2 separate regions of the Homo sapiens genome follow, and region 1 is linked to region 2. The links are chromatin loops, found by intact Hi-C in ENCODE. Cell type or tissue: Calu3. All regions are shown on one strand. Links, peaks and the distances in the headings refer to the core of each region. The heading gives the core; the rest is flanking DNA.

Region 1 (4,402 bases), core at 119-4,118, 90 kb before region 2:
CTTCTGCCCAATACATAATGTTAGGATGGGCTCATACACAGAAAGTTAGAAAAACACATGTTTGTTTTGTAATTTTTTTCCTATCTCTAACAGGTTAAGGATGAATGTAAAGTGGACCTGTTCCCATTGGCATGAGAATGAGTCTAATCACAGTCATCATACGCGTTTGATATTTAAGAGATCAGGGGAAAACAGGACAATCAAGGAATATGGTTCAACCTACTTATTTCACATATGAGAATCAAATTTCAGAGAGATTGTCGACTTGCTTAATATAACATCTGACCAGTGGCAGAGCTGAGATGAGTCCTCCTTCCTCAGCCCAGCTCCTTCCACTAGCATGGTTGTTTGTTTATTTGAAGAGAAACAAATAGCCGTGGTATCATGGCCACTGATGACAAAAACAATAGCAAGTCCCAGTGCTATTCTAGATGCACTAAAACTATTCCCAAGGAAACACTAGTGCCTACCTAGCGGGGTGACCCTGCGCCTATCCACAGGCCAGCAGGAGGCTACCCACTGACTGCTCTCAGAGTAGGCAGAGGTGAGGTAAACCTCAAGGGTGTATAAAGATGTGTAGTCAAATAGGCTTCCCTCATGCTCACCAAGAATATCTAGTCCAACGGGTCCCAACAAAGGCAGAGAAATAGAGAGGTACAAGAACAAAGGGAAAGAAAAATCATCACCATGGCTATATTCAAATATGATCAGAGCTGACTCTACATTTAAGAAGAGTGTAGGAAGCTAAAAATACCTAAGTTTTACCTGTGTTTGTATGCACACCCACACGCTGCCACTGCACAGTGAAGAGACTGTTAGGTGGAAACTGCGGGAACACAGGTGGTTCCACTATCTCTGGCTGTCTTCTGCCCTCTCAGTTCCTCTCTCCCTGTGCAAATCTGGCTCAGGTACCCTCATGGGAACTGATTGTTTGGTCCTTTCAATTCATAAGAAATCAAAACTAGTATAAATTAGAAGGAGACAGAAAGGAAGTGGGGCAAGATTTTTGAATGTTGAGAGTCAAAGGGAAAAAGACAAGGAACATTGGAGGGATAAAGGGCAAGTTTGGAATGGCACCCTTATCAAAAGAAAGTACTATGGGAGCCAGGTGCGGTGGCTCATGCCTGTAATCCCAGCACTTTGGGAGGCTGAGGCAGGCAGATCACCTGAGGTCAGGAGTTCGAGATCAGCCTGCTCAACATGGTGAAACCCCATCTCTACTAAACTACAAAAAATTAGCTGGGCATGGTGGCAGGCGCCTGTAATTCCAGCTACTCGGGAGGCTGAGGCAGGAGAATTGCTTGAACCCAGGCAGGAGGTGGAGAATGCAGTGAACCGAGATGCTGCCACTGCACTTCAGCCTGGGCAATAGAGGGAGACTCCGCCTCGAAAACAAAACAAAAACAAACAAACAAAACAAAACAAAACAAAAAAAGAAAAGAAAAGAAAAGAAAAAAGAAAAAGAAAGTACTCCGGGAAGGTCTGTAGGTGAGGTGATGCTACTGCCGCCCTTACAACAGGTCCCGATCCGCAAAGGGTGCAGGAAGTGCTCCCGTATCTGCCCTTGAGGAACACTTTCCCTACCTTCTGAGTTTCTTGGCCCCAAGAGGAGGAAGTGGTTTGTGCAAAATTAGTAGGCAAGAGTTGGAGACAGCAGCAGCTGTGCATTTGGCAGGGCACTGCCAATTTCTGGAAATTACCTTGGTTTTGTGCCAAGATCCCAGGATGCAATGTAGAGAGAAAGAGGAATGGAGGAGGTAATGTGGCCAAATGGCCCTTAAATTCTTGGATTTCTATCATAGAATACAATTTTTCCCATGTTACTAATTGAGGATTTTTATAATGATCAGATTTTAAATTTTATATCATAAATATGAATAAATCAAAGATTTTGGACAATTTAGCCCCACAAAGTTTTTGATGTGACTAAAATTGAATAAAAAATTAAAGTAAGCATTATTGCTACAAGATTTATTGATTGACACTGAGCTCTTTCTAAGCTATCTTCTCTTTACTTGGCGTCTTCTTGCCTATCTTTAAAAATGAATACAACACTGCCATCTTAGTCTTCTGGTCATTTCTCTAAAATTCATATAGCAGTTGAGAACATAAAATAATTTCTGCTTCTAGGAGCATCAATCCCATTTTAAAACTTAGATTACTTTACTTGTGCATAGTAATAACATAAAATGATCTTTCCAGGATAGAGGTCTGTCACCCAGATCTTAATTTGAACTTTGAAAACATTAGCTAGCTTCTTCGAATGGAGTTGTGTGATTAGAAGTATGTGACTTCAAATCAGGTAAAAAGAATGGCCTACAATCGTGCCTTTATCCCTACTTACTCTCTTAACTGTGGACCATCTCCTGAAACGCCTATTTGAAGGAACAATAAAAACTCAAATCGACAAAATCCACTGACCTACCTCTTTTCATCTTCTTTATAATATTTCATGAAACAATTATGCATTCAAAAATATTGATTCCATGTTTACCATGTACCTATATTTTCGGTTAAGATTATGAATGTTTAATAATCTTGAAGTATGCTGGAGACATCAAAAAAATAAAAATTACAAAGAAGCAAATTCTCCATGGTGACAAATTACCTTTTGAATACCAGTACCTATAAATGCAACTGTGATTACAGTTAAAATAAGTTTATTGTAGGCTTTAAAATGAATAAAGATACTTCATTTTCAGAGTAGTAGTCTATAAATTTATCAAGAAATAGAAACTTGTGAGGCTTCAAAAATGCCTTAAGTCAAAGGTGAAACATCTTGACCAAAGGAATGATTTATCCATAAATCATATCATAAATGCTATCTCCATAAATCTTTAATAAATAATATATGGTATTTTAAGTATTAATATTCAACATTTTCTGACCTAAATCCAGCTGCCATATGAATGATAAAATCAGTAACTTTAAATGTTTTAAAAATAAGATACAGACATATATGTACCTTTAAATATATAAATATTAATAGGCATAAAAATTTAAAATGTGTATAATTAAGTAAGCATTTTAAGAAATTATGTTTAAAAGGTCAACAGTGGTTATTACTGTTGTTCTTTGAAGTTTTCTATATTTTTCCAAATTTCTACCATTAGCATGCATTATTTGTTTAATCAGAGGTTTTCAATACAAATCCTTGTTGCTTTAAACGCACAGATTAATGGGCCCACTTCACTATATTTTCAGATATGAAAAATGATGTGAAATGTTAAGGATACTGTCAGGAAAGCTAATTGTCACTGTGTGCTGAGGCTTGCAAACAGGCATAAAAAGAACTATAGGCCGGATGTGCTGGCTCACGCCTGTAATCCCAACATTTTGGGAGGCCAAGGTGGAAGGATCCCCTGAGGTCAGGAGTTCGAGACCAGCCTGGCCAACATGGTGAAACCCCAGCTCTACTAAAAATACAAAAATTAGCACACCTGTAGTCCCAGCTACTCAGGAGGCTGAGGCAGGAGAATTGCTTTAACCCGGGAGGCAGAGGTTGCAGTGAGCCAAGATCACGCCACTGCACTCCAGCCTGGGTGACAGAGTGAGACTCTGTCTCAAAAAAAAAAAAAAGAATTATAAATTCAAAATGAAAATAAAAGTGAACTTAAAAAGACGACAATGAGCAAACAAAAGTTAATGACTCCTATTTTGTTTTTACCTTTTCTACTAATGAGATTCACATTTGATTCTAGAAAAGGCAGAATGATCATGATTAAGAGAACTGAAACCCAAAACAGATGAAAAGACAAGAACATGCTTTTCCTGTGGCAGCAGCCGGGCTGAGAGGAGCGTGGCTGTCTCCTCTCTCCGCCATGGCGTGTGCTCGCCCAATGATATCGGTGTACTCCGAAAAGGGGGAGTCATCTGGCAAAAATGTCACTTAGCCTGCTGTATTCAAGGCTCCTATTCGACCAGATATTGTGAACTTTGTTCACACCAACTTGCGCAAAAACAACAGACAGCCCTACGCTGCCAGTGAATTAGCAGGTCATCAGACCAGTGCTGAGTCTTGGGGTACTGGCAGAGCTATGGCTCGAATTCCCAGAGTTCGAGGTGGTGGGACTCACCGCTCTGGCCAGGGTGCTTTTGGAAACATGTGTCGTGGAGGCCGAAGGTTTGCACCAACCAAAACCTGGCGCCGTTGGCATCGTAGAGTGAACACAACCCAAAAACGATATGCCATCTGTTCTGCCCTGGCTGCCTCAGCCCTACCAGCACTGGTCATGTCTAAAGGTCATCGTATTGAGGAAGTTCCTGAACTTCCTTTGGTATTTGAAGATAAAGTTGAAGGCTACAAGAAGACCAAGGAAGCTGTTTTGCTCCTTAAGAAACTTAAAGCCTGGAATGATATCGAAAAGGTCTATGCCTCTCAGCGAATGAGAGCTGGCAAAGG
Region 2 (4,402 bases), core at 93-4,092:
TGAGTATAGAATTTCAGTTTCACAAGACAGAAGTGTCCTGGAAATCTGTTGCACAAGAACGTGAATATACTTAACACTACCGAACTGTACACTTAAAAATGGTTACCTATGTTATAGGATTTTTAACCACAATTAAAAATGAAAATTAGTTTTTAAAACTTCAACACAAATTTTATTGTAAATTCTAAAAAACAAACACTATGCTGAAACCATTATTTAACCTATCAAACTGGCAAAAATCCAAAAGTCTGATGATTCTGTTGGCAAGGATATGAGAAACAGTACTCTTATAATGGGGGGGGGGAGTACACATTGGTACAATCCCTAAAGAAGGCAGTTAGGCAATATTTATGATACCTTTTGATCCAGTAATTCTACTTTGGGGAATTTAGTCATATGGATATACTGTATGCATGTATAAAATGATACATGTACAAGGCTATGAACTTCAGCATTGTTTACAATAGGAAGACACTGGAAACAACCAAAATGTCTATCAACAGGTGACTGGTTATATAAATTACAGTACATCCGTACAATGGATTAGTAGGCAGCTATTTAAAAATGAGGACACTCTCTATGTACTTACATGGAAAGAGATTCAACATATATTACAACTGAAAACATTTAGAACATTACGTATAATGTTATGTGTAAAAAGGAGGGAAATAAGAATCTATTTATACTTTTATATTTCCTTACTACATATATCAAGAAACTCTGGAAAGATACATGGAAAAATAATAGCCGTGGTTTGGGGACCCTGAATGGGAGCTGAATGGATGGAGAACTGGCTGGAGTGGGAAGTTGATATGTTTTGGTCTTGGAAATGTGAATATATCATCTATTCAAAAAATTCCTATGGTTGGAAATAAATTTTAATGACACCAGTTGTCATACAACGATTTACCAAGTGTCTACTACATGTCAAGCAGGCACTATCCTAGGCACTGACAATATGGCCCTGAACAAGACAAAGTTCTTACATTCTAGAGGGAAAGACCAAATATATATCCTACATAACACAACACACACACACATACACACACAGGCATACATATATGTACACACATTTTTTAATTTATAAAATAAATACTGCCAGGTGGCTACTTAAAAAAAAAGAAAAGAAAAGAAAAGGCCAGGCGCAGTGGTTCACGCCTGTAATCCCAGCACTTTGGGAGGCCAAGGCAGGCAGATCACCTGAGGTCGGGAGTTCGAGACCAGCCTGACCAACATGGAGAAACCCCATCTCCTTACTAAAAATACAAAATTAGCTGGGCATGGTGGCGCATGTCTGTAATCCCAGCTACTGGGGAGGCTGAGGCAGGAGAATCGCTTGAACCCGGGAGGCAGAGGTTGCAGTGAGCCGAGATCCCACCATTGCACTCCAGCCTGGGCAACAAGAGTGAAACTCCGTCTCAAAAAAAAAAAAAAAAAAGGTAAATTAGGTTAAAAGAAAAAAAGTGTTATGGTGGAAGTGGAGTAGGGTGCCATTTTAGTTAGGGTAGTCTGGGAAGGCCTCTCTGAGGAGGAGCTATTTGAATAGAGACCCGAATGAAGGCTGGGAAGAAACAATGAGGGGGAAGAGCTTTCTAGGCAGCAGCTGCCCTAAGGCAAGAGCAGGTCTGATGTGTTCAAGAGAAAGCAAAACACCTTTGTAGCTAGAGCAACCTGAGTGAGAACAATGGCAGGCAATGATGTAAAACACATGCTTGAAAGCCAGATCCTGAGGGCTGGTTTGTAGGGCACGAGCAGTGGTCTGGATGGTATGGGCACCTACTGGAGGTTAAAAACATTGTTTTCAAAGGGGCTTGTTACCATGCGGCTAGTACACACCTGTATGGCCTTCCAGGTTGTTAAAAGACTGAAACATTTCAAGTCCCATGAGAAAAATAGCTGCTTCCCTAGTAACAATGTTACCTGCCACACTGGCTTCTTTCCCAGGACACCCCCCAGCCCTCCACTCCTTCTCCTCAACCAACAAGTAAATGAGGAACTTGGCCCAGCAGAAGCTATTGACTTGGAGAAGTTAATCAGCTCAAGAGGCTAGAATCACGAGATTCAGAAAGCTAGAGGGTGAGTTAAGGTTTTCAGTTCATTGTAGCCCTAGAGCCTTAGGACAACGCGTCCTGGATTCCATCTCACCGAGATTCAGTTGGGGCCCAGCACCATGATCTGAGCTCCCGCTCAGTACAGCAGAAACAAGAAGCAGGATAGAGAAACAGACTGAGGTCTGAGATGAAGACAGAGGAAGGGGAAACCCAGTGAACGTCTATATAAATAATCTCTCTTCTGAGCACTCCTCCAGTGATTTGAAAGGCTACTGGCTAGGCCGGGCGCGGTGGCTCACGCCTGTAATCCCAGCACTTTGGGAGGCCGAGGCGGGTGGATCACGAGGTCAGGAGATCGAGACCATCCTGGCTAACATGGTGAAACCCCATCTCTACTAAAAAAAAAAAAAAAAAAAAAAAAAAAAAAAAAAAATTAGCCAGGCATGGTGGCGGGCGCCTATAATCCAAGCTACTTGGGAGGCTGAAGCAGGAGAATCACTTGAACACGGGAGGCGGACCTTGCAGTCAGCCAAGATTGTGCCACTGCAGAGCGAGACTCCGTCTCAAAAAAAAAAAAAAAAAAAAAGGCTACTGGCTAATTCGACCTTTTATATAGTTAAAAGTCATATAATTGTCATGTACCAGGTTTTTTAAAAATGCATTGTGGTAAAAGGGAAATAGAAAATACCAACCTTTCCAACACCACATGCGACCTTAACATTCTCATGGCTGCATTAATAAAGTCAATATGTTTGTGTAACAATGTGTAGTTCCTGGATCCTAATCTCAAGACAGAAGAGCTGAAACACGGCAACTCTAATTTCATATATGAAACTCATTTTACGCACCATAGTACTGGGAATTTAGTCTGAAAAATCCATACAGATGTCAAATCTTAAGAAAACAGATTTCTCCGAAGTTGCGTGAAACCTCAGGCTGCTTGCCACTTCTGTTTTACAAAGTTCTTCCTCTTTGAAAATACATTCTGCTGCTCTTAAATCTTGGATCCCAACATCTTGTTACAGGATATTAAGTTCTACTTTATTCTCATTCTTTTAATTTCTTTGAACATCAAAACCTCCAATTTAATGATCTGAGAGACTGCTAAATATTTGCTGACATGAATCTGTAACTATGAATCTAAACCAGAGGAAAAGCAACTGGAAAGAACATGAGGATAAATCTAAGCACTGCTTAGAAACAATCTCTCGGCACTAGGTACATACTCACTTTTATTTTCTAACTGTAAACACTTGCACTCAACATAAGACATTAGAAATCATTTCGTGCACACGGGACCTGTTTTAGCAGCACACTTGCTGATACACCTCACGGCTTTCTTTTCCATTAAAAAAAAATAAAACTACTGCTGAGTGCTGAAACTTTCTTTTCAGTAGTTCTAATCCCTAAGATTTAGAGCCAGGTAGAAACTTGATTTAATCTTTGATGGAAATTATTCTTACAATCCTTTTTATATGAAAATGTCATAATAGTTTTTTTTAAAAAAAACTACTTACACCAAGCTGAAGTCTGAACAGACAGCATGGAACTACCAGCAGCCGCCAGTTTCCTCACAGACTAAACTAAACTTTGCTCCCTTCCTGGCTGTTTCTGGATCAGGTTCACACTGATACACATTTACAGTGGCCTTGGAAGCTACCAACCAACACAGCGAGGTGGGAGGGTTTGTTACTCTAACTCTTGTTTGATAACTGCTTATCAGCAACTTCTCAAAGGTCGACTTAAATGTGTTTAAAGAGACAAATGTAAGGAAGATTATAAGGAAAGCCTGAAAAATCTTAAAATCTCCGATGGCTGGGCTTTGGTTTCCGAGGGGATTTCTTTCCCATATGTTCCTGGAAAAAAGAAAAAAGAAAAGGATAGTCCTCTGAGCTTCAAATATCTTGCTTTCCTCTCATAAAACTTTCCCAGCCACCTGCAGTGGCTCTCGCCTGTAATCCCAGCACTTTGAGAGGCCGAGACGGGCGGATCACCTGAGGTCAAGAGTTCAAGACAAGCCTGGCCAACATGGTGAAACTCTGTCTCTATTAAAAATACAAAAATTAGCTGGGTGTGGTGGTGGGTGCCTGTAATCCCAGCTACTCGGGAGGCTGAGGCTCCTTTTTGAAACTCCATTTCAAAAAACAAAAAACAAAAAGACAACTTTCCCTTCCTCCTCAGAAGCTATACATTGTACAATCATGGCAGAAAAGGGCCAGAAAGTTGTTTCTCCACTATAGTCCTCCCCCATCTCCATTCTCCCTGACTTTTTTACTAGTGAAAGAAAGTTCTTGGTAAACGTAGTATTTTCTGACATTCAAACCACCGGCTGATCTGATGTAAAGTGAGAA

What was found. Peaks named below come from ENCODE experiments on the same cell type or tissue, not always from the same donor. Only the 100,000 strongest peaks of a DNase experiment are listed, where the experiment ranks them.
Region 1: it touches region 2 in a loop (2.1-fold over the local background); 1 of 110 quality-filtered maps calls a loop at or near these places.

What each region holds. Positions count from the first base shown.
Region 1 is chr3:185,418,198-185,422,599 of GRCh38, reverse strand. The region is part of intron 1 of MAP3K13 (mitogen-activated protein kinase kinase kinase 13); the gene reads right to left. It also overlaps the pseudogene RPL4P4. Among named protein-coding and RNA genes, the nearest start is that of MAP3K13, 57 kb to the right of the region's middle. In Calu3, for the core only: no CTCF peak of the experiment used is centred there; DNase peaks (open chromatin) are centred at 1,639 and 3,889.
Region 2 is chr3:185,328,129-185,332,530 of GRCh38, reverse strand. It overlaps a transcript of MAP3K13 not described here. Among named protein-coding and RNA genes, the nearest start is that of MAP3K13, 33 kb to the left of the region's middle. In Calu3, for the core only: no CTCF peak of the experiment used is centred there; DNase peaks (open chromatin) are centred at 1,700, 1,960, 2,533, 3,680 and 1 weaker place.